Linked DNA regions of Mus musculus: regions 1, 2, 4 and 5 are each linked to region 3. A link is a loop called in an ENCODE intact Hi-C map of the cell type or tissue named here. Cell type or tissue: left cerebral cortex. All regions are shown on one strand. Region 1 overlaps Dapk1 (death associated protein kinase 1). Region 2 overlaps Dapk1 (death associated protein kinase 1). Region 3 holds the start of Gm35540 (a long non-coding RNA gene). Region 4 has its middle 30 kb from the start of A530001N23Rik. Region 5 overlaps Dapk1 (death associated protein kinase 1).

The links. A loop is a pair of places that touch in the nucleus more often than their neighbours do. Peaks named below come from ENCODE experiments on the same cell type or tissue, not always from the same donor. Only the 100,000 strongest peaks of a DNase experiment are listed, where the experiment ranks them.
Region 1: a loop joins it to region 3, with 2.1 times the contacts of the local background. A loop is called at or near these places in 10 of 42 quality-filtered maps.
Region 2: it touches region 3 in a loop (1.9-fold over the local background); 4 of 42 quality-filtered maps call a loop at or near these places.
Region 4: it touches region 3 in a loop (4-fold over the local background); 4 of 42 quality-filtered maps call a loop at or near these places.
Region 5: a loop joins it to region 3, with 2.4 times the contacts of the local background. A loop is called at or near these places in 4 of 42 quality-filtered maps.

What each region holds. Positions count from the first base shown.
Region 1 is chr13:60,736,198-60,741,197 of GRCm38, forward strand. Dapk1 (death associated protein kinase 1) reads left to right here. Exons shown (of 26, transcript NM_029653.3): 18 at 47-145; 19 at 3,858-3,935. Among named protein-coding and RNA genes, the nearest start is that of BC051665, 48 kb to the right of the region's middle. In left cerebral cortex, CTCF peaks have their summits at 2,463 (motif pointing left) and 4,245 (motif pointing left); DNase peaks (open chromatin) are centred at 1,897 and 2,440; H3K27ac peaks cover 485 bases.
Region 2 is chr13:60,618,783-60,623,782 of GRCm38, forward strand. The region is part of intron 2 of Dapk1 (death associated protein kinase 1); the gene reads left to right. Among named protein-coding and RNA genes, the nearest start is that of Dapk1, 19 kb to the left of the region's middle. In left cerebral cortex, no CTCF peak of the experiment used is centred here; a DNase peak (open chromatin) is centred at 2,804.
Region 3 is chr13:60,681,407-60,686,406 of GRCm38, forward strand. All of the region lies in intron 2 of Dapk1 (death associated protein kinase 1), which reads left to right. Gm35540 (a long non-coding RNA gene) reads left to right here and starts at 4,560. Exons shown (of 2, transcript XR_382548.1): 1 at 4,560-5,000. In left cerebral cortex, a CTCF peak has its summit at 1,920; DNase peaks (open chromatin) are centred at 1,552, 2,783, 3,060, 3,538 and 2 more places; H3K27ac peaks cover 2,289 bases.
Region 4 is chr13:60,476,674-60,481,673 of GRCm38, forward strand. No RefSeq gene overlaps it. Among named protein-coding and RNA genes, the nearest start is that of A530001N23Rik, 30 kb to the right of the region's middle. In left cerebral cortex, a CTCF peak has its summit at 2,480; DNase peaks (open chromatin) are centred at 1,840, 2,478, 2,907 and 4,365; H3K4me3 peaks cover 483 bases; H3K27ac peaks cover 345 bases.
Region 5 is chr13:60,638,387-60,643,386 of GRCm38, forward strand. The region is part of intron 2 of Dapk1 (death associated protein kinase 1); the gene reads left to right. Among named protein-coding and RNA genes, the nearest start is that of Dapk1, 39 kb to the left of the region's middle. In left cerebral cortex, CTCF peaks have their summits at 2,253 and 4,409; DNase peaks (open chromatin) are centred at 1,284 and 2,231; H3K27ac peaks cover 332 bases.

The DNA.
Region 1 (5,000 bases), 55 kb after region 3:
GATAGCAGCCATGAGAATGCTTGTGGTATTTTTTTTCTCTTTCCAGTATGGTCGGACTCCTCTCCACCTTGCAGCCAACAACGGGATCCTAGATGTGGTCCGCTACCTCTGTTTGATGGGCGCCAATGTGGAGGCTCTAACCTCGGTGAGTACCAGGCAGGGGCAGGTGTCTGGCCTCAGAGAGCCATGGAAACTTCTTGTGCCTCAAGGGCACAGGGAGAAAGGTATTGCCTGGCAACTGCATTCTAAAGCAGACAGGCTGCTATTAAGCTCTAACCCTCTACTGCAGTTACATAAACATTTGCCCACACAGACCTAGTTTAATATCTAGTTAATGTTTCATCCTTTCTCATCTCGCCAGCCCCGCTCCGCCAGCGACCCGCTGGTTCACACTGGCCTTTTGTTTACCGTGTTACACAACAGTGCCTCTTAGCTTTCTATTCCACGTATGGATTTCTCTTTCATAAGTGCTTCCCGTTGGCCCCAGGGTACAAGAGGCCCAGTGCCCTGTGGGAGGAGCTGGATCCCCTGTGTGGTCTTGGGGGGTCATGAACAGCCTGGAGGCAAAGGGCTGGTGTCTACTGTTTAGAGTCCGCCTTTGCTGCTGGGATTGAAAATTATTTCTAAGTAAGACATAGTCCATTCCTCTGGCTTCTCATTTCAGGCTTAGCGCTGCCCTTCCCCCTTCCCCCACTCCTCAGAAGAAACCGTTTGCTTCATATTTCATAAAATAAACACCATAGATAAGAGTTTGGCCAACAAGGTGAAGTGGCAGTTCAGTTGTAGCCATGAACTATTGCTTGATATGTTGCTGGGCCTAAGGTGGGTTAATTACTTGTGTGTGTGTGTGGTCTTGACATTCGAAGATCTGAACTTTATCGACAGTCTTGAAGGAGAGCACATGGTGTTTGATGTTGCACCTTACCTAAGGCTCTGAGGTTCTTGGAGATCTTCAAAGTCTTAACCGAGCTGGCCCTTAGAGCTCCATCTAGCCTGCCATTTGTTTTGGTAAATGAAATTTCGCTGAGGCACAGCTATGCTCATCCATTTATATAGCATTGTCTTTGGCTATCCATGCTGCTGAGGCCCAGATGCCTGGCATGGTCCTCCAGAGTGTGTGTGTGTGTGTGTGTGTGTCCCTGTCTGTGTGTAGGTCTTTGCAGTACCGTTAACTCTCAAGATGTAACGGGCCTGTTCTGTGCAGTACTGGTCTCTGCAGGCACAGATATGAGCAGTGTGTGCAGGGAATGCACACATTTCTCAGGATGCTTATTTACCCCTGCCACACAGGACATTTTAGGCCTGAGGTGCCTTCATTAACCTTTACCCACAGGTTAGCTATCCTGCAGTAACACATCACATGCATTTTTATATTTATTATATATTATATATCTATTGTATAATATGTGTGTATATATATCAGATGATGCCTTGTGGGAAAATAAAAACCAGGGTGACTCTGAAGATGCTATCAGCTGTTGGATCCAGATGTGTGTGCAGTCTCTGGTCCCTTTGTGTTGCTCTGTGAGCCCATGCCCCTCCCACCCCCACCCCCCACTCTTTCCCGCAGTGGCTGTCTTCTCTGCTCCCGCCACACCCTGCTTATACTGCCTTCCCGTCTCCCACCTCTTTCAGCTTCTAGAGAGACTCATGAGTGTTTCCTGTCTGTGCTTAGCCTTGTCATTTACTCAGATAGATGCCCCACACAGAGAAACTTCTAGAAAATGAGAGAGGGGCACTGATCAAAGAGTCTTGACCATCAGTAGGCAGGGGGTGGAGCAAGAGTGATGTCAGATAAGGGTGGGGACTGGGAGGTGGGTGAAGCTGACTTCTCTGCTGCCTCAGCTGAGCAGTCAGGAAATGGGCGTGGCTCGTGCAGTCTGGCAGCTGAGTAGTCAGGAAGTGGGCGTGGCTCGTGAAAAGCATTAGGTTAGGAGGCCTGAGCTTGGTGACCACCCACTCTTGTACAGATTACAGGGATCATGCTAGAAGCAGAACTGAGAGGCTCCCATCAGTAAGCAAGCCTGGTAGGCATCTGGCCTCCTAGCAGGGGAAGCAAGCATCCTCCTCTTTCAGCAGTGATGACTTTTTGTGAGGAGTGGGATAACCGTGGACCGGGGACATCACTTAGAGACAAAGGCCAAAGCATGTCTGTCCTTCTGAATTTTCTAGCAGTCGCATTAAAGAAGCAGCAGACGAAACGGCTTTCAGCAATGCGTGTGAAATCTCATTTCAACAGGAGGAATTTGAGAATATTAATATTTCTCATATTCTCTTATCGGTACGGAGTTTTTAGTGCCTTGTACGTTCTGTACTGACAGCCGTCTTTTCAGAATCACATTTCAGACCCGTCCCTGCGGATGCTGCCCTGTGGGACAGCCAGCCAGAGCCGTAACTTTTTTCTGGCTTCTGAGATGACTGTACAGATAGCATGTGGCACCACAGCACCCCCTAGTGTCACCTTTATATTCTGAGCGCTCCTGGCTTCTCCTCTACCACCAACTCTGCAGAGACTCTAGTCACCTTTTAGGAGCTGCTTTTTTTATTCTGCACCTCTTCCTCAATGCCTTAAAGGCACCCCATGAAGCCATGAGACGGTTTGATGGGAACTCTTAGTTGGAGGTACAGTGTCTAGTAAGGAACTCAGTTCGGTCCAGAGCAAAGGAGAAGTTCTAGCTTGCCTGTTGGATCCATCTCAGGACTTTAGGATACATAATAAGAATGGGGTGGAACACACACCTGAGCCAGAGTTTCAGCCTGGAGAGAGCATTCATTCACAGCTTGGCAATTTTGTCCCCAGAAGACACGTGGACTTATCTGGAGACGTGGTTGATTTTTAAGCTGGAGGTTGAGGAATATCACCAGTGCCTTGGTAGACCACAGAGGTGTTATTCACATTGTATAAGGCTGATAATGGCTTTCCACAGCAGAGAATGACATAGTCCAGCAGGGCCAAGATTAAGATTTGCTGGTCCAGAGAGGCCCCATATGTATCTCAAGAGCAACTTGAGTGGAGGAACTGGGAGGTTGGCAGGTAGACAAGATGTCCCAACTCTTCATGGGATGACTTATTACAAATGCAGATAATGAGACCATAGACTTTTTTTCTTCTCTTAAAAAGGTGTCTTCATTTTTTTTGAAGATTGAATTTTAGGGCTGTATAATACTTTAGCTGAACAGTGGTATCTATCTCCCTTAGTGTAGAGGGGACATAGCCACAGCTCCTGTCCCCACAAGGGACTGTGATATCATGCAGTTCATGTGATCCGCTGCGAACTTGATCAGGCTTGGACCGGAACGTTCTCAGGAGATGTGCATGTTCATGGTATAGACATAAGAGTAGGTCCCTTCATATGAAACCACAGCTCCATGAAAAGTCTCTAATCAAACAGTAAATGTCACAGTGCTGTGGGCCCTTAGGTCTCTGCTTTGTGTTTTTTCAGCCACCTTAAATCAACCTGTGCTAGACTAAGCGTCCTTTGGAAGGTACAGTAGTTACCAGCCACGGTGTAGAGCGAGGACCAGGTTTGTATGTGTGAGAACTGAAAGAGTAGACTGCTGCCATAGAGACAGAAGTTCCATCGGGGATGGGATAGTCAGAGGAGAATGAGTAAGCTCTGAGTCTATGCACTCAGCATCTTTCTGTTGACACCTCAGGACACTACTGCATTTCTTGCTCTGTCATTTTTCCTTCCTGAGCCACCAAATAAAATAAGGTTTCCTTAGATGAGAAAACAGGCCAGGACTTAGAGTTTGTCCAACTTTCTTTTGACCCTGCTGTGCCTCCCATTTCTTCGCTGAACTAGCATGTTGAGGTCCCGTGCAGCTCTGTGACACTGATCATCTGTTTCCTACAGGATGGAAAGACGGCCGAGGACCTCGCCAAGGCAGAACAGCACGAGCATGTGGCAGGGCTCCTGGCAAGACTGCGGAAGGTGAGCCTTCACCGGAGGTCCTCAGATTGTTCTTATGTGAGAAGTTCTTGGTGTTTTCCTTACTAGAAGGAGACATTGGACGTAGGTTTAGGAAGATCATCTTTCCTTGTCCTGTCAGTTGGCACACACACATAAATGTCTAAGGGGTTTCTTCTACAGTTGTTGTAAAGACAAATTTTCGGGCTGGAGGGATGGGCTCAGTGGTTACGTGCAATGGTTGCTCTTGCAGAGAACCAGGGTTCAATTCCTAGCACCTACACGGTAGCTCATTTGTAAGCCCTGTATTTACAAGATACCCAGCACCCCCTGCTGGCCTCTTCGAGCACCAGGCATGCAGGCCATGCATGGACAGACACACAAACTAGTTTGATGCTCTTCCCACCGCTGTGCTGGTTTTGTTTACCCAGCCCTCTCTGTGCCACCACCCCCACAGCGGATGGGGAAGAACACTAGTGGTGTCCCTTCTCCTATTTTGTTTTGAGTTTTCAGGTATCAGTTAATCTCCTGTTTATCAAATCACAGCACTGTAGAGTTTATAAAAACAGAAAAATAAGTAAACACAGGTGAACGATTTACAACCCACATGATATATCAAGAGACTAAAAAAAAAAACCCAAACCATTTTGGCTAAGGTATCTATCTGTTTGTTAACACACAAAGATGTTCACTGAAGTTCTATTTAAAATGTAGTAGCAAAAGTTAGACAGTCGGGTTACCAATATTTATGTGTAGGGAGTTGTCATAGAAAACGGGTATTGTTTGGCTTTTAGAAATACTTACAAAGAGATAGTAAGTACATGAGTTTCTAGGCTGAAGCAGAAGGATACATTTTAACCCTTACCCTGGATCTGGGGATGTAGCTCAGTTGGTAGAGAGCGAGCTTATGGAGTATTCAGGGAGACTTGACTTACATTCGTAGCATGGAGAGGTGCTGCTTGCTGGTTTTTTCCCTGTGGCTTGCTCAGCCTGCTTTCTTATAAAACCCCAGACTACCTGCTCAGGGGCAGCATAGAGGGCTGGACTCTCCCAAATGGATGGAGAAAATGCCTCACATGTCAGTTTAAT
Region 2 (5,000 bases), 63 kb before region 3:
TAGATTCTCACGGATCTCCAGTATCTCCTCCTTGCATGGGAAGGGGCATGGATAAACTGGGCTCTTGCTGCTGGATACTATCGAAGTGTCTACACTGTCTGATCAAGCTCCAGATTCTGCCCTTGTGCTTGTGTGGAAACTGGTTGAGGTCTCTGGCCCCACTTTCTTCTCTGTCTTCACTGGGTTCCAGCCAGCCGGAGGCTGAGTGTGGCCAGCTCTTGCTGCATGCCGCCACCCTCCAGGCAAGGGCCCAGGGTGGGCTCCCTGCAAATGCAGGTGTGCCTCTGGACTCTGAGCCCCTCACCAGGGCTGGCCTGTTGCCCCTGGATCTCCTTGATCCAACTCTAAGACCTCTCCCTCCCAGTGGGGCTTATTGGTCTTATTTTATAACTGCTTTTAACCTGATCGCCAGGTGTGGGCTTCCTGTTGCTGTTCAGGCCTGCTTCCCAGTTTTCAGTCAAAGCTAGATAACTCTTTGCTTTCTTTCCACCTTTCCAGCAAGTGGGATGGGGTAACCACGGGGAGCTCCCCACACCTCAGCCTCATTATTTCCTCAGCTGCTCCACACAGGGGAGCTTTTAAAGATAACCTGCTCAATTCTGAGGGCTTCTGGAGGGGGTGGGGGTGGGGGTGGGGAGGTGGGGGGAGAGCGGGGAGGATGATGTGTGCTTCCTGCTGACTGACCCCTGGGGCCCAGCACTTGTTTCAGATCTACTGAGAAGACTCTGGGGGGCTTCTTTCTGTAGAAGTGGATTGGAGATGCTTGGGAGGTGGCAAGGGCCTGAGGTACTGGGGCCAATGTGTAAGGCTGTTAAAGGAAGGGGTGCTGCTGTGGGAAAATGACTCTGTCCCCGTGATCCAGAACCTTGGGGTGGTGAAATGTACACGGCACCCTCTGGCAGTGCAGGGAGTTGATGGCATGTCTGCTGATCTGGGGCCACCAGCTCATGCCACTTTGGAGAAGAGATACCATCATGTGTCTCTGTCCTGATCCCACTCTCCCGTCTGTTACCCCCCCCCCCCCCCCACACACACCAGCTGCACATAACAGGAAGTCCCCGTAGGGAACAGGGTGATTCCCTTTGCAGGGAAAAGAGAACAACAGGCAGATGGGTGGAGAAGGGACGATAACCAGGGAAGGGCGTCTACCAGTGATAACAGGGAAAGGATGACGACTGGCTTGCTCTGTTGTCCTTCTCTCTGTTGGGGCAGGTGCTGGGTATCTGTCCTGCCAACACCCTGAACTCCCCTGTGCTTCTGGTTTACTGAGTTTATATCTCACGGTCTTCACAAAGTCATTTCTGAGCATCAAAGCAGTGCCTTCCTAGGCCAGTGTGCACTGCCGTGTGACTCCAACTCTCCCACGCCACTCTCTTGGGCAAGTGTGTGTTTGCACACACATATGTGCGTGATACTGTTACTGGATTCACTGGGGCCAGAACATGAGATCTGGTAGCCCTTATATGACAGTTTGGGCCACCAGGCCTCTGTGAGCCAATTGAATATGCCAGTTACAGTGAGCAGAAAACGGAGATGCATTCGATGTGATGGTTTTTCGAAGAGGGACAAAGAGATCCTGTGACTCTACTGTCACCAGTCTGTCTTGTTGTGGGGAGGGCTGACCTGAGGGCTGACCTGAGTAGGTTTAAGCAGAAAACCAGAGTGGGTTGAGTTGTGGTCTCTTGGCCTATGTCATTGCCTAATGACAATCTTCTGTGTACTCTGACAGGTTGTAAATACTATTGAAGGAGAGACAATTGGTTTAACTGGCTTCAGCCTTTCACCATATGAGGGTTCCTGGGGAAAATTTCAATTCTTGGGATCCATTGTCTCAATGGTCTGATAACCCAGGAGGATACAAGTATCTCTCTCTTTAGAAAGTCTCAGTTCCTGTCAGGATGGTAACAATACTCAGAGTCAGAGGTTATTTATAGCCAGTCTCTTGCAAGGAGAAGTACTTCAGAAAGTAACAAATAAGACAGTAATTGCTATAATCAGGGAGTTTTGGACTGAAGCTATAGCTCTACAGCTGTTACAGGCCTGATGACATGGTACGAGGTGTGACCTGAGATTGGATGAATCTAAGGGTGCTGACCGGAATCACTGGAAGTTCCATGGAGTACTTGGTGCTGATCAGGCCATCCTGAACTGTAATGAAACTGTTTCTGAAAACAAATTACAAAAGCATAAAGTAGGCTTGTACCTGCTTCCCTGTTCAGACTGTCTGGGGGGGCCCTGGCTTGTGAGTGCTCAACACTCTGCTGACGAGGTTGGTTCAGGCAGTGGATGAATTCTTCCCTAGGATCCCCTAAACACATTGGCTTTTCTCAGCATATGACTCAAATAATACACTTAAATTCCCAATCCTTGGAATTTTACAACTTGGCCAATCCTGTTTTTATTGAAGAAGGGGAAGGGGGCTCCTTGTTCTGATGTTCATGTGCCACACACATCTGCGGCACACCTTTCTTCAGCACAGCTGGATACCTTCAGGTTTCAGAGAACGTGGTGGTAAGCCTGTAGCCCACAGCCGTTAGCCAGGCCCACAGTCCTGCCAAACCACACTACCTTTAATGATGTTGGAAGCAGAGGTGTCAAAAAGGAAGATCTGAGGGTTGAGTTGATTTCTTCCTGGTAAGTTTTAATTGATTCTGGGAAGGTGTGTGCAGGTTCTGAAAGCACAGGATGTAATTGCGGACTGATGGGGCTCCATGGGAGACTCCCCAAGATGTATTCAGGAAGAAGAGCTTCTTAGCAGGATACTGTGAGCGAGCTGGGAAAGTCTGGTGCTCAGGGTTTGGGAGTCTTGCCAGCAGGGCAAGGTGTGAATTAGCCTTGCAGGCTCCCAGGGAGTCGGGAAGGAAGTGTCACTTGTGAGCTGTTGGAAGATCTGGGAAGATGGACAGGGACAGCAGGGGACATAGCAGTTTTCCAGACCCCTGCCACTCTTCTCATCTCTTCCTGTGATGATGAAGCTGTGGAAGACAGGAAGACCCAGCTGCTTGAAGGCCAGGGCAGAGGGAAAGTTGGCTGGGAGAAGGCTTTTGTAGATAACTTGGGGGGGGGGGGGGAGTTGCAGGAGGGAAGAATGCTAATCCTGGTAATAATTATGCAGCTCATTAGGGGTCTCTCTCTGACCCTTGCGGCTGCTGCTGATTTTGTGCTTTTATACATGGGGAAAACAGAGTCAGAGAAGTTAGATTGGAGAGAATAGAGTTTGAAATAACAAGTCCCACATCTTAAAAAAAAAATTCCAAATTTCCTGTGATCACAATTACCCTGTTTAGCAAGTACAATTCATGTAAATATGTCAAAATCCGTCCCTCCCCCCAAATAGGCAGCTTGAAACCCTTATACTTGTAAGCATTCCTTGTAAGGAATATCCTGCCTGCGTCTGCAAGCATGCATGTATTCATGGAGATTTGTACATGTGTAGGTAGCTGCACATATAGATGCATATATGTGTATACTCAACTAATGTGTGTGACATACACTAGAGATACAAATATGTACATGTCTTAGTATTAGGGTTTTACTGCTGTGAACAGACACCATGACCAAGGCAAGTCTTATAAAGGATAGCATTTAATTGGGGCTGGCTTACAGGTTCAAGGTGGGAGCATGGCAGCTTCCAGGCAGGCATGCTGCAGGAGGAGCTGAGAATTCTACATCTTCATCTGAAGGCTGCTAGCTCAATACTGGCTTCCAGGAAGCTAGGATGAGTATCTTAAAGCCCATACCCAGTGAGAAAGCCCACTCCAACAAGGCCACACCTCTTAATAGTGTCACTCCCTGGCCCATGGCTGACCGCTGTTTAACACAGAATCTTCTAGGTCTTCCCCTAACAGTTTTTGCCGTCTCATTTGTGAACTGATCACTGTTGGATTGATTGTACCTCATACATGTTTGTTCACCATGTGTGTAACTGATGCCCATGGAGGCCAATAGAGGGCATTGGATCCCCTGGAACTCCCCTGGAGTTATAGATGGTCGTGAACTGCCATGAGAATCCTGGGAATTGAACCCTGGTCCTGTGCAAGAACAGTCAGTTGTTCTTAACCACTGAGCCATCTCTGCAGCTCCAGTGTGCCTTATATATAGTAGCACTCATGCTTTCTACTGCACAGTTCTGAGTTTTGTTTTGTTTTGTTTTTTGTTTTTGTTTTTTGTTTTTGTTTTTTTTTTTTTTTTTTTTTTTTGAGACAGGGTTTCTCTGTATAGCCCTGGCTGTCCTGGAACTCACTCTGGAGGCAGAGGCAGGCAGATTTCTGAGTTCGAGGCAAGCCTGTTCTGGTATTCTGGCCTTTCTCAGAGAGATCTAGAAATAGTAGAATCATAGCATGTAGGCTTTTTCAGTTTGGCTGGCATAATGCATTTGGACTTGTGTGTACAGTTGTCTGTAATCATAGTTCACCCCCTTTTTATTGCTATGTAATATTCTATTGTGTTCAGTTTATGCATTTATAGCTGTGGGTTGTGTGGGTGTCAATTACAGTGATCAGTTATCCATGGTCACACTCAGCAAATTTCACCATTTTAATATTTATTGTGCTATGTTATAATTACTCTATCTCCTTTTATTTAAGTCTTGTTCTAGGCATGATTTATCAAATTATCTTAGATGTGTATGTAAAAAAAAAAGACTGTAGTATGTGCAGTATTAATGCTGTGTGTTTCATGACTTGCCTGTGGCCCAAGGCCTCCACTGTGGTCTGTGTCTTGTCCTCTATGGATAAGCAGGTATTACTGAGCTGGTATTTGGATTCCCACTACTGGTGGGTAGGATGCCTTCTAGATAACTGATATTAACCAAATGTATTTGGTATCTCTTTTGAGGGCAAAGGTTTTTGCGTGTTATGTCCTCCTTATAATTTTGCAGTGTGTACCCTTCATGGTGATGTTGGTTGTTGGCATACATATTTTTGCAACCTACTTTTAGCAAGAGTTCAACCTGTCCTTCAGCCCACTACCCAGCCGAGATAGTGGAAGAGGAAAGTTAC
Region 3 (5,000 bases):
TCACAGGAGGTGGTTACATCACCATTACCTCACAGCAGGTGATTACATCACCATTACCTCACAGCAGGTGATTACATCACCATTACCTCACAGCAGATGGTTACATCACCATTACCTCACAGCAGGTGGTTACATCACTATTACCTCACAGCAAGTGATTACATCACCATTACCTCACAGCAGGTGGTTACATCACCATTACCTCACAGCAGGTGGTTACATCACCATTACCTCACAGCAAGTGATTACATCACCATTACCTCACAGCAGGTGGTTACATCACCATTACCCCACAGCAAGTGATTACATCACCATTACCTCACAGCAGGTGGTTACATCACCATTACCTCACAGGAGGTGGTTACATCACCATTACCTCACAGGAGGTGATTACATCACCATTACCTCACAGCAGGTGGTTACATCACCATTACCTCACAGCAGGTGGTTACATCACCATTACCTCACAGCAGGTGATTACATCACCATTACCTCACAGCAGGTGATTACATCACCATTACCTCACAGCAGGTGGTTACATCACCATTACCTCACAGCAGGTGGTTACATCACCATTACCTCACAGCAGGTGGTTACATCACCATTACCTCACAGCAGGTGGTTACATCACCATTACCCCACAGCAAGTGATTACATCACCATTACCTCACAGCAGGTGGTTACATCACCATTACCTCACAGCAGGTGGTTACATCACCATTACCTCACAGCAGGTGTTTGAGAAGTGGAGCCTTTTCTCTGCTCTTTGACAGCAGAGTGCAGCAATAGTAAGGAGGTGAGAACAGCCCCAGGTTGCACCCTACTGTTTTCAAGGTCTTTGTGTAGGTGATGCCAGGACCCCTCCCAACCTTTACAAGGGTCACCACCCTGTGCAGGCCTAGGACATTAGGGCCTTTGGTTTCTAGAAGTGTTATAGCTTTTGCATAGGCCTGGGAAGCTGGGACTTCTGGCGACTGCCAATAGCTGGTATTACAGCTTCCCCGTGGGCTTAGGTATTAGGAGTGCTCAGCTGTTGATAGTGACCAGTGTTACAGCTCCTGGGCACAGCGTCTTGTCCCTCAAAACTTAGTTTTTTGAGACTGTCCCAGTAGCCAGACCCTGCAGTTTCTGTCCACCAGATCTTTACAGATGTTTTTCGTTCCCAGCCTCAGCTGTCTGTGTTCTGCTCCTGCTGTAACTGCTTTAATCAGCTGTCAGTCAGGTACCAACTTCACCGCTGAGCAGCTTGGTCTGCCAGCTGCTCACCTGCTGCTCACCTGCTTCCCTGTCGCCTATACCTCTGCCGATGCCTGCCCTTTTCTCTGTTTAATCAGTTTAGCCAACACTACTCGAGTAGGGAAAAAAAAAAGGACTACTCAGGACCAGTCTTTTATTGGACTTGATGCTGCAACACCAGGGGAGGCAGCCCACTCATCACAGAATCTAGGGAAGGTGCTTGGGCCAATCAAAGCACAGCTCGCATGCAAATGAAGGCTTGTTTTTGCACCAATCACAGCCTTGCCTCTAGTTTTTGTCACAGTTCCCTCTACTGGGATATGGGGGAAGTGTTCCCTCTCAGGTCTAGGTGGAAATGGCTGCAGGTTCATCCAGGCCTGTGTTAGCAAAATGTGTGATATAAACTGAAACGGGCTAGGCTGAGCCCGTGTCTTCTGAAGATGAACAATGAGCTGGGATTGTTGTGCAGTTTTCTTAGACACTGCAGAGAGTTCAGAATGGCTTTTGCTGGCAAAAGAGCAGTCTAGCTGGCTATTATTTGATGCACGGTCATTTTGTTTGTGGTCACGAGGGCAGCAAGGGAGATTGCAACAGCTAACAGCTAGGGCCTCAGATTGACTCATTCGTTTGCAGTAAGAACTTAATGATTTATCACGAATACTTAGAATGATTTTGATAGATTTTGACTGAGGTCAGTTCCTTGCTAAGACTCCAGGGGGAGGAGAGCATCCTTCTCTGCCACAGTTTGTCACGGTGACAGGAAGCAGGCTAACAGGCATCTCGTGTATGCCAATCCCTATTAGGTTGTCCGTTGCTACAAAACCCGAGCCATTTCCATTTGGCCTGTGGTGGCTCCTGTATCTGAACACTTAGTTCTCGGTTGATGACGTTGTTCGGGGAGGTTATGAACTTTTAGGAGGTGAACTCTTGCTGGAGGAAGTACATCCCTGGGTGTGGGCTTGAGACTGCATAGCTCCATCTCTCTGCTGGTTTACCCTTCTGCTTCCTGGTTGCTCTGAAGATGTGGTCTCTCAGCTTCCTGCTCTCTGGAACTGTAAGCCAAAACAAACTCTTTGTAAGTTGCTTTTGGTCATGGTGTTTTATCATGGCAACCAAAAAGGAATTCATACAGGGCCTGATCGTGGTCCTTGGAAGCTGCGGTAGATTCTTTACAGGCCCCGCCACAGTTGGTCACCCCAAGTCTCCCAGATGTCCTATGTCCCAGCGTCACTCTAGGAAGGTCACTGGGCTTGCCCAGCCTCCCCATTTTAGAGGTTGTCACAAACTTAATACACACTCATTGCTTTTGTTTTTCTCTACTGTTTAGCTTAAGATGTTTGTGCTTGTGGACACCCAGTTCCTCAGAGTAGGAATATTGTCAAAGCATCCGGTCTCCTGGCTGCGGAATTTACAGTTACCTCAGGGCTCTCACCATTAGCCTCGTGTGTTTAGGGATCAGATCGCTGGGGTGAGGTCGTCCTCCTGGCAGGCTTCCAGAGAGTTCTGCTTGCAAGGAGCCAGTGCCCAGGCTTTCAGGGAGCTCCGGTTTCTCTTTCAGTGATCTTCTTTCACATTTATCAGAGTGGCTCTCACTTCAGTAACTCCAGCAGGGACTCTGAGTGCCAGGCTTGCCTCGTGTGGCCTGAAGTGACCTGCTCAGCTCCTCCCTGCCTCTTACTGTCCGTCCCACCTGACTCACAGACCTGTAGACATCACAGGAAAGGACCTGGCCAGGAGCTCTGGAAAGGATTTGTACTGGCCATGCAGACAGCCAGTCAGCTCCTGCAGACCTGAGCCTGTGACCCCAGTGCCCAGAGCAGGTCAACAGAGCAGAGGCTTTGCATGTGGGTGCCTGAGTCTGCAGAGTTGCATTGACTCAAACATGGCTGACACACGCTGGCCGTGCGGCTAGTGCTGGCAGCCATGCAAGGCTGGGTGTACTTGAGTGTCTTCAAGTTACCCCTGCCTAGACTCTTTCCCACCCTGCACCTGACCTTTTCAGGGCATGATGAAACTAGTAGTTCTCTGTGGCACTCTCTGTCCCAAGCCCAGCTGTAAGAAGAGCACACAGGCAAACTCTTTCTACCTAAAAGAGAGGGAACAATGAAAATTGACGCCTTTGTTAGATCTGCCCACGGTTTCCAGAATAGAGCAGCATACACAGTAGGGGTTCCCATGATTTCTGTAAGCCATCCTCCCTTGTGTGTTGTGTGTGTATCTGTCCGTCTGTCTGTCCGTCCGTCCCTATGCTTGTGTGCCAGAGGAGGATGTCACATGCCCTGTGCCTTAGTCCCCTGAGACAGGATCACTCTCTGCCCTAGTCCCCTGAGGCAGGATCTATGACTGAATCTGGAACTCACTGTTTTTCCAGTAGGCTAGCTGCCCAGAAAGCCTCTATGAACAACTCCCCCACCAACCTGTTCAAACGCTGGGGTTACAGGCACCTGCAGCCACGCTAATGCTGCCTTTTCTGTGAGTGCTGAGAATCTGAGCTCAGGCCCTCGCGCTTGCACAGTGGTCTCACCGCCAAGCCTTTCCACAGCTCTTCCAGCTGCATCTTAGTCTGCTTTCTGAGCCCAGTGCCTGCAGCTAGCTCTGAGCTGCACAGCGGATGTCCGTCCATCCGTCTGTCCGTCCGACAGAGTTTGGTTTGGCTTCCCCTTCCCTCCAGCTGATGCCTCTCCATCTTGAATCTTGGCTCTAGGAAGAAATCTGGCTGTGTTTCCCTCCTTCTATTGGAATAAGGAGCTTCAGCTGAGCTCCTGGCAGGGTTCCACTCTCTCTCTTCATGCAGCTCTCTTCATGCAGACACATGAACCGTGCTCCCTTCTCTCACTTGTCCCCTGAGAGCACCCTGCTGAGTTCAGAGCAGATTATACCTTCTGGCCTAGTTAACTTTGTCCCAGTAGCTGAAAGGAGATAGAGTCACTGTGATCAAATAATAGGAAGAGCTCAAGGGATTAACATGGTGAAGTCAGAATAGTCAAACAGCCCAGATCCTGGTGGCTGGAATGCTACCTTGAAGCAGGAAGCCCCAGTCTCTGTTCATGTGATGTGGTCATGCCCACTGAATGATGGCGGAATGACGGTGACCTGCAGATGCGATTCCCCCCCCCCCCCACCACCTTTTTGCATTTTATCTTATTTTGATTTGAGATCAACTTTTATTTTTTAAAATGTTTTTATTTATTTACATTCCAAATGTTTACCCCCTTCCGCACCCTCCTCCAAGAGTTCTTCACCCCGTCCCTCCTCCCCTTTGCCTCTGAGAGGGTGCTCCCTCACCCCCCCCCCCCCCCCCGCTACACCCCCCATCCCCCTTCCCTGGGGCGTCAAGTCTCTGCAGGATTAGCTCAGATGCACTTTCTTTCTTTACAGGACATTTTTTGTGTTTTCATAAAACTCGACTTGGTGGTCAGTGTGACTCTAATGTGGAATTTCCTGTATTTGGAGAAAATGTTTGGAGTGTTGCTGCTTATTTGGTCCACTGGAGACCCTGTCTGGATTGTGTTAAGTGACATTTTGCCTCGACCTTTTGTTCCTTCTCTTTCGGCTTTAAGGAAAAACAAACAGATGAGCAGATACGGCTCCAGGCCTGCTTTGTGGGGTGAGGTCCTAGGGTTGATGCTATGCACAGCGAGCGAAGGTCCCACCACAGCTTCCCGCTGCGTACGATCCGTACATCCATTCAGTCTTGGAGCATTTAGAAGTTCTCTTGGCTTGAACTGTCTTGGATATCCCTGAAGGTTGTAAATTGCTGAACT
Region 4 (5,000 bases), 200 kb before region 3:
AGAATGAGCTTATGGGAGTCGCAGTAGGGAGAAATGCAGACAGATGGATGGAGGTCATTTATAAGAGCACCAAGTGACTCAAAACTTCATCACTGAAAAGTCCCACCCAAGCTTGGATAACGTCTCACACAAACACAACCTCACTGGTGTTCTGCCCCTTCCAACCAGTGTCTTCCATCTCCTGTCTATTTTAGCACCATCCTTGGAGAACAAGACAGGAGTGGTAGCTAGCATCTCAGGTAGGGGCCCATGGACAGCCACATTTGTTTGTGTGTTTGAACTAGTGAATATTAACATTCCCGACACTGACACTGTAGACCCAATGCAATGGTGAGTTGGCATTGCCAACATAACTAGATTTAGAATCATCAGGAAGGTGAAGGACACTTCTGGTGGTGTGTTACCCTTCCTGGGAAGACAACTTCTGGGAGAACGTAGGATCTGTGCAAGGGTTTACTACTTTCTGGTTCCTGATCCACCAAAAGGTGAATGCGATGAAGCTTTATGTTCCCGTCACTACAGATTAGAGAAGGCCCCCCAACATCGACTGCACCCTCAAACCCTGAGCTGAAATAAACCCTTCCTCCCTTTGTCCACAACTGTGAGGAAAACGACATCTTGTGCTTTCACTATATTCTCTGGTTTATTCTGTCACCGTGACTGTGGAGCCGGGTGTCCTGTGCATGTCTACAGCCTCTCTACTCAAGAGGGCTCCTGATACCTAGGGGAGACAGCCTCATTATGACACAAAGGCGGTTGGACACAGGTGCCTCTGGCTTCTTTCTCATCTCTAGCACTTGGAAGGCTTGTAAAAAAAAAATTCAGTGACTTGAAACTATAAAACCTGGATCTTCTTCATACCATAGACTGTACTCATCAGACAGATGTTCCAAGATTCCCAGTGGATGCCCCAAACCTTGAATGCTACCAAACCCTTACATACCAGGTTTCCCTCTATATATACACACATGTACAAAGCTTAAATAGAACAGTACTATCGCCCATTCATGAAACTTACATTAATATGACCCCAGTCTCTTGAAAGAGATAAGACAATATCGGGATGATGAGGACTGCAGACTTGTAAATGAGACAGACCACTGGGCAGCTCCTTCTTTAATTCTTGTGTTTGATTCCTGTGCCTCATGAGAAAAACCGTCATCATCTTTGTTTTACAAAACTGAATGTACCTGCTGCCTGTAACATAATGTTTTAAAGAGTATCTTGTGGCGTGACTCACCTGGCTAATTAACATATATAGTGTGCCTTGTGTTGCTTTCTATTTGTGGCGAGAACATGTAACACACGGGTTCCTTAGCATTTTCCAAGAACACATTACAGAGCTGGGTATGACTCCATGGCAAAACATTTGCTTAGCGTATTCTTAGTTCCAGGGTCAAGAACTGAGAACAGAATGTTGTCCAGGTAAGGTAGTACAAACCCACTAAAGGAGGGCTCCTTCTGGTTACAAGGGGGGCATCTCTGGCCTGCGTGGAGACCTAACATTTCGGTTAGCCTGTGTCAATCACCTAGCCAAGGGACCACCCTTCAGGAAGGCCATGTCACCCCTGGGATTCCCAAGATCCCACCCCTAGCTGCATGTCGCTTTATAAGTCTATCTGCTTTCTGAATCATTCAGAAAATCCTAGCTTCCCCTCCTCATTTCTGTCTCATGTCTTAGGATGCTTTGCCAGCACTTTGGGCTTCTTCAACATTGTGGTCTGCCTTACTCTTTTTCTAAAGCCTCCCTCTCTGCCATGTGGCTGCTTGTCCACATGGCCAACCGTGGTTTTCCCTTTCTCTCCTCAAGTCTTCTCCTCTCTGAAGATGCAGAGGTGACAGCTTGCCTGCTCGAAAGGGATGCTCTCTTAAACCCTGGTAAAACTGTCTCAAAGCCGTATGTGTTCATCCATTCTTAAAGTTTTAAAGGTTTTGAAAACCATGCGCAGGGCTATTTTGCCTGGATCTGTGTCTCTGTCTCACTTCAGCGTTTGGTACGCACAGGGGCTAGAAGAGGGGTCAGAGCCCTTGGAATCTGAGTTACAGACAGTTGTGAGCCATTATACACGTACTGAGACTCAAACCTGGATCCTCAGCTCCCAGTGCTCTTAACCACAGAGCCACTTCCTCGGCCCCCTTTTAAATTATTTTATTAAAGAGACTAAACGCCCCAAAGTACCATCTGGTAACCAAAGAGAGGCTTCCCAAATGCCAGTAACAATAGTTGGACACACCATACTCCTTACCACAGTCTTCGAGTTACCATGCGCAACGGTTCTGTTCACATGTTCACATGTAAGATTTCCATACTCGCCACTGATTTTCTGAACATCGGTGAACTCTAAGGGTATTCCTGAATGTAGTCTGGGAGAAACCGAGTCATCATTACACTTTGACTTTATAATAAGAAATCAAACTTCTGGGGCACCTGCTCTGCAGGACCATCGTCCATCTCCGATTTATAATACTGTTGTCCATAAGATGGGGCCAAAGAGCCACAAAGCGTAACACCCCTCTGGAAGAACCAGGCTGCTTCAAGGGCTAAATCCCTCCATTTTCTGGAAAAAAAAAAATGTGACAGAGATGGGGTGGGGCGGGGTGGGGGACCCCTGAACTTGGCTCCCGTGGGTCTGTCTGTCTTTCCTGTTTCTACCACCCAACTGACAGTCCACAAGGGTGAAAATGGATACGGAAACTGTTTCACCTGGAAGGATTTCTGCCAATTTTTTAAACACAGAGAACCACAGAGAAAGTAAACGAAGAGGCTCCAATGCGCGAACAACTGTCAGTGGTATTTACGAGGGAATAAAGCTCCGGCCATCACAAAAACCCAGATTGCCAGAGCTCTTGATCGCCGGTTTTAATCAAAATGCAGCCAGCTGCCTGTGTTTAATGTTAATTGTGGAGTTCTGTATCTCAGCCAATCACTGCACTTCTGAGCTGGCACCGTGACAAAAACAAGCCAGACACCAAATTCTTATCCTGACTCATTTGGCTGAGGTGGGGTAGGGTGGGGTGGGGAGGGGTGGGGTGTAAATCACTTACAGGTCTGGTCAGTGTTGGTATGAAGGACTTAGCTGGTTTTGTAATGCTAAACAACCTCTATGCCTGACATTTTCTTTCCGTCTTCAAGATGCACCTGCAGTGCAGTTAGAAACCTACAGAACCCGCAGTTCGCACTTCCTGCTACCAAAAGGCCATGTAGCATCTTCGTGAGATAATGTTTTTATGTTGGGGTCCACTATTGCCCAGAGAAGCTGCTTTGCTTTGTAGCTTCCTCTACTCCCTGACCAGTGCCCTGGGTTGTAATTTAGAGAAGTTTCCCTTTTCTCTCAGATTGCTTAACACTCCAAGCACCCAGCCAATCCCCACCCCCACCCCCACCCCCACCCAGCGGGAGGGGTACCTCTGGTCTGGAAGGTAAGCAATGCAGATGAGCTGGAGTGAATGGAAATGTCCAGCAAGAAAAATAGAACCCCTTTCCAACTTCCCACAGTCCTGTCCTCTCTCCTCATCTCCATAAATGGTTGGTGAAATAGATGTCTTCCTGACAGTCTCTAAAGGAGCTGCGGGTTTCTAGAGTTACCTCAGGCACGTGGTGAGTGCACAACGAAACCTTCTACAGCCTTGAGCCGGACTCAAAGAGATCTGACAATGCAAAGACAGTGTCAGTGATTGGCCGCGATGCTTAGCAACTAGTTTGTCCCTCTCTGGTCTTTTACATATAGACTGTAGTTAATATTTAAACAAATGTAAGCAGACCCACGGGTTGATTAAATTAAGTCTTCTCCAGCTCGATTTACATAACTTGCAGTAATCAGAACGGGGAGAGAGAGAAAGTGGAACTGGGCAGAGAGGTACACTTTGCAGTCGTTTGGAATCAGGAGTAATTGCAGCGAGCTTCTAAGTTCTGCTGTTATTGAAGGAAGGCCCAATTGGCTGAGGCTAACTGTAATCTCAAAATATTAACAGATGTGAGTTGCTGAGCTGGCAAGTTAAAGTCTTAGATAAACAAGCAGGAAAATTATAAACAAGAAGAAAGAAAAGCTGGGTTAAAGACCTGAAAACCTCATGGAGATTCACCGTGCCACTGGGTTCTAGCCTAGCCCCCGGAAGTACATTCATTTAGCCAGTGCTAACTTTGTTTTACCGCAGAAGCCGACTCTCTTTAAGACAACCCCCATCACTCCAACCCTGCCTGCATGCCTTTATACAGGACTAATCCACCATACAGGGCAACATCAGACGCCCTGCTGTCTCTTTGCAAATTGGACAGCAGCACACACCTCAGTTGTCTTAAATTGTACCTTTCCAAGCTGTTCCCTGATCACCTGCGGTCTCAGGGACAAGAAAGAAAAGAAGCCACGTGGCGGGCACAGTGCCACTGCCGGCTACTTCATCCCCCCACCCCCAGCTCACAGCGCCCGCGCGCCTCCACTACTTCCCAGGAGTTTCTCAGAAACGGAAACAAAATTAGCCCTAAATGAAGCACCTTGACTGGAGCAAAGAAACAAAGGCCAAAGGTGGAAAGCAGGAAGGATGAAAGCAGCGACTTCACCGGCCTTGGACGGGTTCAGTAGGAGTTTGAGGTTAAGTAGACGTGGATAGTTGATGCAAAAGCTGCTGCACAGTCTTCTCGGTCCTGCAACATTCCGGTCTCCCAGCAACCCCCAGGGGGGCAGCCTTCTCCTCTACAGCTCCTTTACCGCAGGAAAGGGAAGTCTTTCTTAAGGCAGTGGCCAAGAGTTGTGCAAATTGATTTTATAGGTTACCTATCAAAAACTAAAGTTAAGATATTCGACTTTAAGCCAAGCCTAGCTACACAGATCTTTTTCCCCCTCTTTGAATTTTCGAGACAGGGTTTCTCTGTATAGCCCTGGCTGTCCTGGAGCTCACTTTGTAGACCAGGCTGGCCTCGAACTCAGAAATCCGCCTCCCTCTGCCTCCCGAATGCTGGGATTAACACAGATCTTTAATCCCAGCATTTAAGAGAGGAAAGC
Region 5 (5,000 bases), 43 kb before region 3:
AAACAAACAAACAAACAAACAAACAAACCAACCAAAAAAAAAAACTGTAACTATTTTTGTGTGTCTGGGTATTTTGCCTACCTATATAAGCCTTTTCCATTATGTATGTGTCTGGGGTCTACAGAAGCCATAAGAGGGTGTTGGATCCTCTGGAACTGGAGTTAGTTGTCAAGCTGCCAAGCCGGTGCTGGGATAGAACCTGGTCCTCGTCAAGAGCATCCAGTGTTCTTAACAGCTCATCTGTTTCCCAGCCCCTCATTCCTCAAGGGTTAGGAAAACCAAGGGAGCCAGGGTGGGGACTCCATGCTACCTCTGTGAAACTTCACTCAGGACTTTTGTTTTCTCATCATTTATTGACATGAAGATAAACTAGTGAACTTCTCAGATCTTTATTTCTAACTATGGCTTTCAGGGACAGGGAAAAAGCATCATAAAGCTTATAGCTAAACAATATATGGGTTTCATGGGGCACATGCCTGCAGTCCCAGCACTGGTAAGCCAGAGGCAGGAGGATCAGAAGTTGAAGGCTATCCTTGGCTATTTAATAAGCTCAAGGCTAGCCTGAGCTACATGAAACCCCGTCTTAAAAGACACAAAATATGTAAGTAAGTAAGTAATAATATGTAGTACCTGGGAATAGTGATCATGTGACCATGTGTGTTTATGTGTATTTGCATGCACAATTGTGTACATGAATGCATAGTAATATATGGTTTATTTGTGTGCATAGTATGTTTATACATACTTTCTAGAAAACTTACCTGGCATTTTTTTTCAAGATATAATCTGAACAGTTTTGAAGATAAGTGATTTTGAAGTGCAAGTGACTACAACTTTGTTTGTTTGTTTATTTATTTATAATATAGGCTCTCACTGTGTAGCCATGAATGGCCAGCTGCTCGATATGTAGATCAAGCTGGCCTCAAATTCATAGTGATTCTCCTGTGCTGACACTAAAGGTGTACCATGCCACACTGTGCCATTTGTGTTTTTTAGTAAGGACCTGCCTCTGCTTGGGAAGAGATGGACTAAGCACATAGGACTTCAAACTAGGAGTGTGGGAAAAATAGACAGTGGTAATTTTTTCAGTGGGTGCTTAATAGCGACATAACGTTAGTCTCCCCCTCCTATGCTGCAAGATTCAAGAAAGGCGTTTTGCTAACTGGAAAGATTAAGAAATCTCTCTGGGTTCCTACGCTTTGCTCTCTGGCAGCTAAGCCATTGCATACACCTCGTCAGACTTAAGGAAGCCCTTCATCTTCAGCAGTGTGGGTGGTACCATTCCCTGGGTGACGTGGAGCGGTTGATTGGCTGCTTTGGATGTTTGCCTTCCTACCTTGAAGATGCTGTCGGCCTCCAAGTAATGTTGTCACAAATACAGAGCAGTTAGACCAGCTGAGGCCTTAACGTGCCCCATCCCTACTTTCTGTTTTTGAGACAGGCTCTCACTGTGTAGCCCAGGCTGGGCTAACTCAGCAGAAGTCTGTCTACCTCTACCTGCAGCATGCTGGAATCAGTGGCCTATGGGATCACACCCAGCCACATACGATCTGTTATCACTGATTCCAGGCTGCCAGGAGGCTGGTTGGTGTTTCTCTTTGCAGAACATGCTTTCTGGGGAGATGTGATGAAGTGCACTACGAACTTTAGAAATGGTTTTGGAGCAGACCACCAAACTGCTGTTAATAATCTCCTCCGGCAGCTACTTCAGATGAATGCATCTCCCATTGTGCACAGCTAGCGGGATGTTTGGAGGTTCCTCTCCTGCCCTTCTTTGGTGGTCCTGAGAAGTCTGAGAGACACGGTGCGATGGAGGCAAACTGCCTTAGTGTAGCTTTTTGTTTTTAATTCAGGTACAGTGAGGCCAGCATGATAGAGACCTTTCTGCCAGTGGAAAGAACGCTCACAGCTCCCAACAGGACAGGGTCCTCTGTGTCACATGGGGTGGATCAGGAGGCAGTGTGAGCCAGACAAAACATGGATAGCAGCAGTCTCTGTGGTGGTTTCTATAGAAAGGAAGAGGCCAGGATAGGAGGAGAGGCACCTCCAATGTCCTATTCTGTCTCTTCCTTCCTTTTCTCTCTGTCCGCTCCCCCTCTCATTGTTGTGTGAGCTACATTTCTTCCATTCTTTTTTTTTTTTTAATTTCTGTTTTGAAAGTGGTTTACACTCTAAGAATTCCCATTCTCCACCCACCAGACTTGACTCTTCTTCACTTCCCACATCCTCTGGAGAAAATGGGACTTGGAAATGCGCTGGTAGTGGCAAGATAGGAGAACAGCCGAATGGTCGAGATATGTTCTCAAAAGTGAAAATTAAGGCTAGGCACTGACAGTTCTGTAGTCTTAATAAGTGCAGAAACTCAAAGCTAATCTCTACCGATTCATTGAATGCTTTACTCAAATAAATGTGCGATTTAGCAGGCTCGGCTCTATGTAAAAATTCTCAGGAAATGCTGGAGCATAACTGCTACCAACAGTTTCACAGGTGTACTCTTCGGATTTTGAAGTAGGTTTAAGTTTGTCCTGATCATTTTTACATGAAACACCAACAAATACCTACAATGTATCGTTCAAGTCCGTTTTTGGTTTTTTTGGTTTTTTTTTTTTTTTTTTGGTTTTTTTTTTTTTACATCACACTTGTTCTCTTATTCTTGTGTCTCTCAGCCTACAAAATATAAGCATGGTAACACGATCAATAAAAGACATTTGGTAATTGAAAAATGGAATTGCTTTATTCTCTCTCTTCCTCCCCCCCTTCCTCCCTTTCTTTCTTTCTTTCTTTCTTTCTTTCTTTCTTTCTTTCTTTCTTTCTTTCTTTCTTTCTTTCTTTCTTCCTTCCTTCCTTCCTTCCTTCCTTCCTTCCTTCCTTCCTTCCTTCCTTTCTTTCTTTCTTTCTTTCTTTCTTTCTTTCTTTCTCTCTCTCCCTCCTTCCCTCCCTCCCTCTCTTTCTCTCTCTCTCCCTCTCCCTCTCTCTCTCTCTCTCTCTCTCTTTCTTTCTTTCTTCCTTCCTTTCTTTCTTTCTTTCTTTCTCTCTCTCCCTCCCTCCCTGCCCCCCCCTCTCTCTCTTTCTTTCTTTCTTTCTTTCTTTCTTTCTTTCTTTCTTTCTTTCTTTCTTCCTACTCATACCAAACACTGACACTATTCATTTGATTCTCCAACAGCAGCTAATCGCAGGAGCTATTCAGAAGTGGGAAATAGTTCAGCAAGTAGGGTGGGAAGTCCTGAGTTCACTTTTACCAGAACCCTGAATAGAAAGAAAGCAGGTGCTAGTGACCCACTGGGCTTGCACTTCCAGCCCGGTGGAGACAAATATTTTCTGGTGTCTACTGGCCAGGCAGCACAGCTTACTTGTCACGTTTCGGGCCAGTGACATGCACTGTATTAAGAAGTAAAAAGGGTGATCATGCAGGAAAGTCTGCCAGGGGATCCAGAGGGGGTGCCTTTGGTGGGCGTGGTCGCAGTTACTCTAGAGGTGGTGGAGACCAGGGATATGGAAGTGGAAGATATGACAGTCGTCCTGGAGGATATGGATATGGGTATGGGCGGTCTAGAGACTACAGTGGCAGCCAGGGTGGCTATGACCGCTACTCAGGAGGAAATTACAGAGACAATTATGACAACTGAGATGGGGCATGCACACAAAATATACACAAGGAATAACACTTCTGATCCAGGATCGTCCTTGCAAATTGCTGTATTTATAAAGATTTTTGGAGCTGCGCTGAAACGTCTGTTTTAGTACATCAAGTTCTATTTTTGAATTGAGCTCCCAAGGTAGTTTGTTAAAGAACTTTTAGAAAGCTCCATGTGTTCTTTAAACATTTTTTCCCTTTTAAAAACAAATTTTAAGACATTTGTTACAGTCCCAATATTTTTCCTTTTATCAGAATTTTTGTTTAGGCACTCAGGATTATTGTTTCTGGCCAAAAGAAAAAAGTGGCCAGGCTAAATCAGTTTTTAAAGTTGATGTGTATTTAGGGACATTTTAAAACCTTGTAAACAATGTTTATCATGGCCAGAAAGTGATTTCTGAATGTACCTATGAACAATCCGAGTCAAGATCATGATTGCTTAGAGATGTTTTTTATTAAAGATCACCATCCTGATTATATAGAAGAGCTTCTTTAAAATGTTTGTGAATGTCATTTTTTAATACTGGAAGAAAAGTATTCTGTTGTGTCTGATGTGTTTAGGATGTCCTTTATGGAGCTAATTAAAAGATGAAACCTGAACACACAAAAAAAAAAAAAAAAAAAAAAAAAAGAAGTAAAAAGGTAGATAGTGCCTGAGGAAAGAAAACCAAGGTTGCTTTCTGGCCTCTACCCCTAGGGTAGAGCATGCACACGCATAGATTTTTTTCAGACAGATTACCCCTCACTCTGGAGACAAGCAGGCAGTGTTCTGAGTCATTATTGCACCCTCTGAGCCAGGGTCCTCCTCATCCCTAGGGGGCGCAGTGAAGACTTTACTCCTGGTAGACATGAGGGTAAGATCTGGTGTATAGGTCTGTTCCCAGCCTGGGTCCCCCATATATGTTTTAGGCTCTGTTTGGATCTGCTTTGGAGGAGCTGCCAACAAAGTTGAGGCTCTACAGGAGGTGGTGAAGAGTATCCCTTTGCAAATTCACCCCACTGTGTGAAATTACTTCTTGCCCAGGTGGCTGGTTTGAGATATTTAAGAATGGACGTCTCTGGTGTAAGGGAAAAGGCTTTAATGCCATCATTCCTCTCTTCTCCTTCTGAGCAGATCTTTCCCATGATTCAGTTTGCCCGGTCTACTGGGAGTGTTTTTGGAAACATATGGACATATGACTTTGGTGTTTTGTTGTTGTTGTTGTTTGATATATACCCTACCACTGAGGGTAGGAGGCTAACCTGGGGGTGGATGTTGAATGAGTTCCTCTGTAGGCCTGAAGACCAGGCTGCTGAGATCCTGCATCTGCCTTGTTCCCTGTCACTCTTGTTGTACCAGGAGGCAGTGTGGAGAAGCCACAAGTCT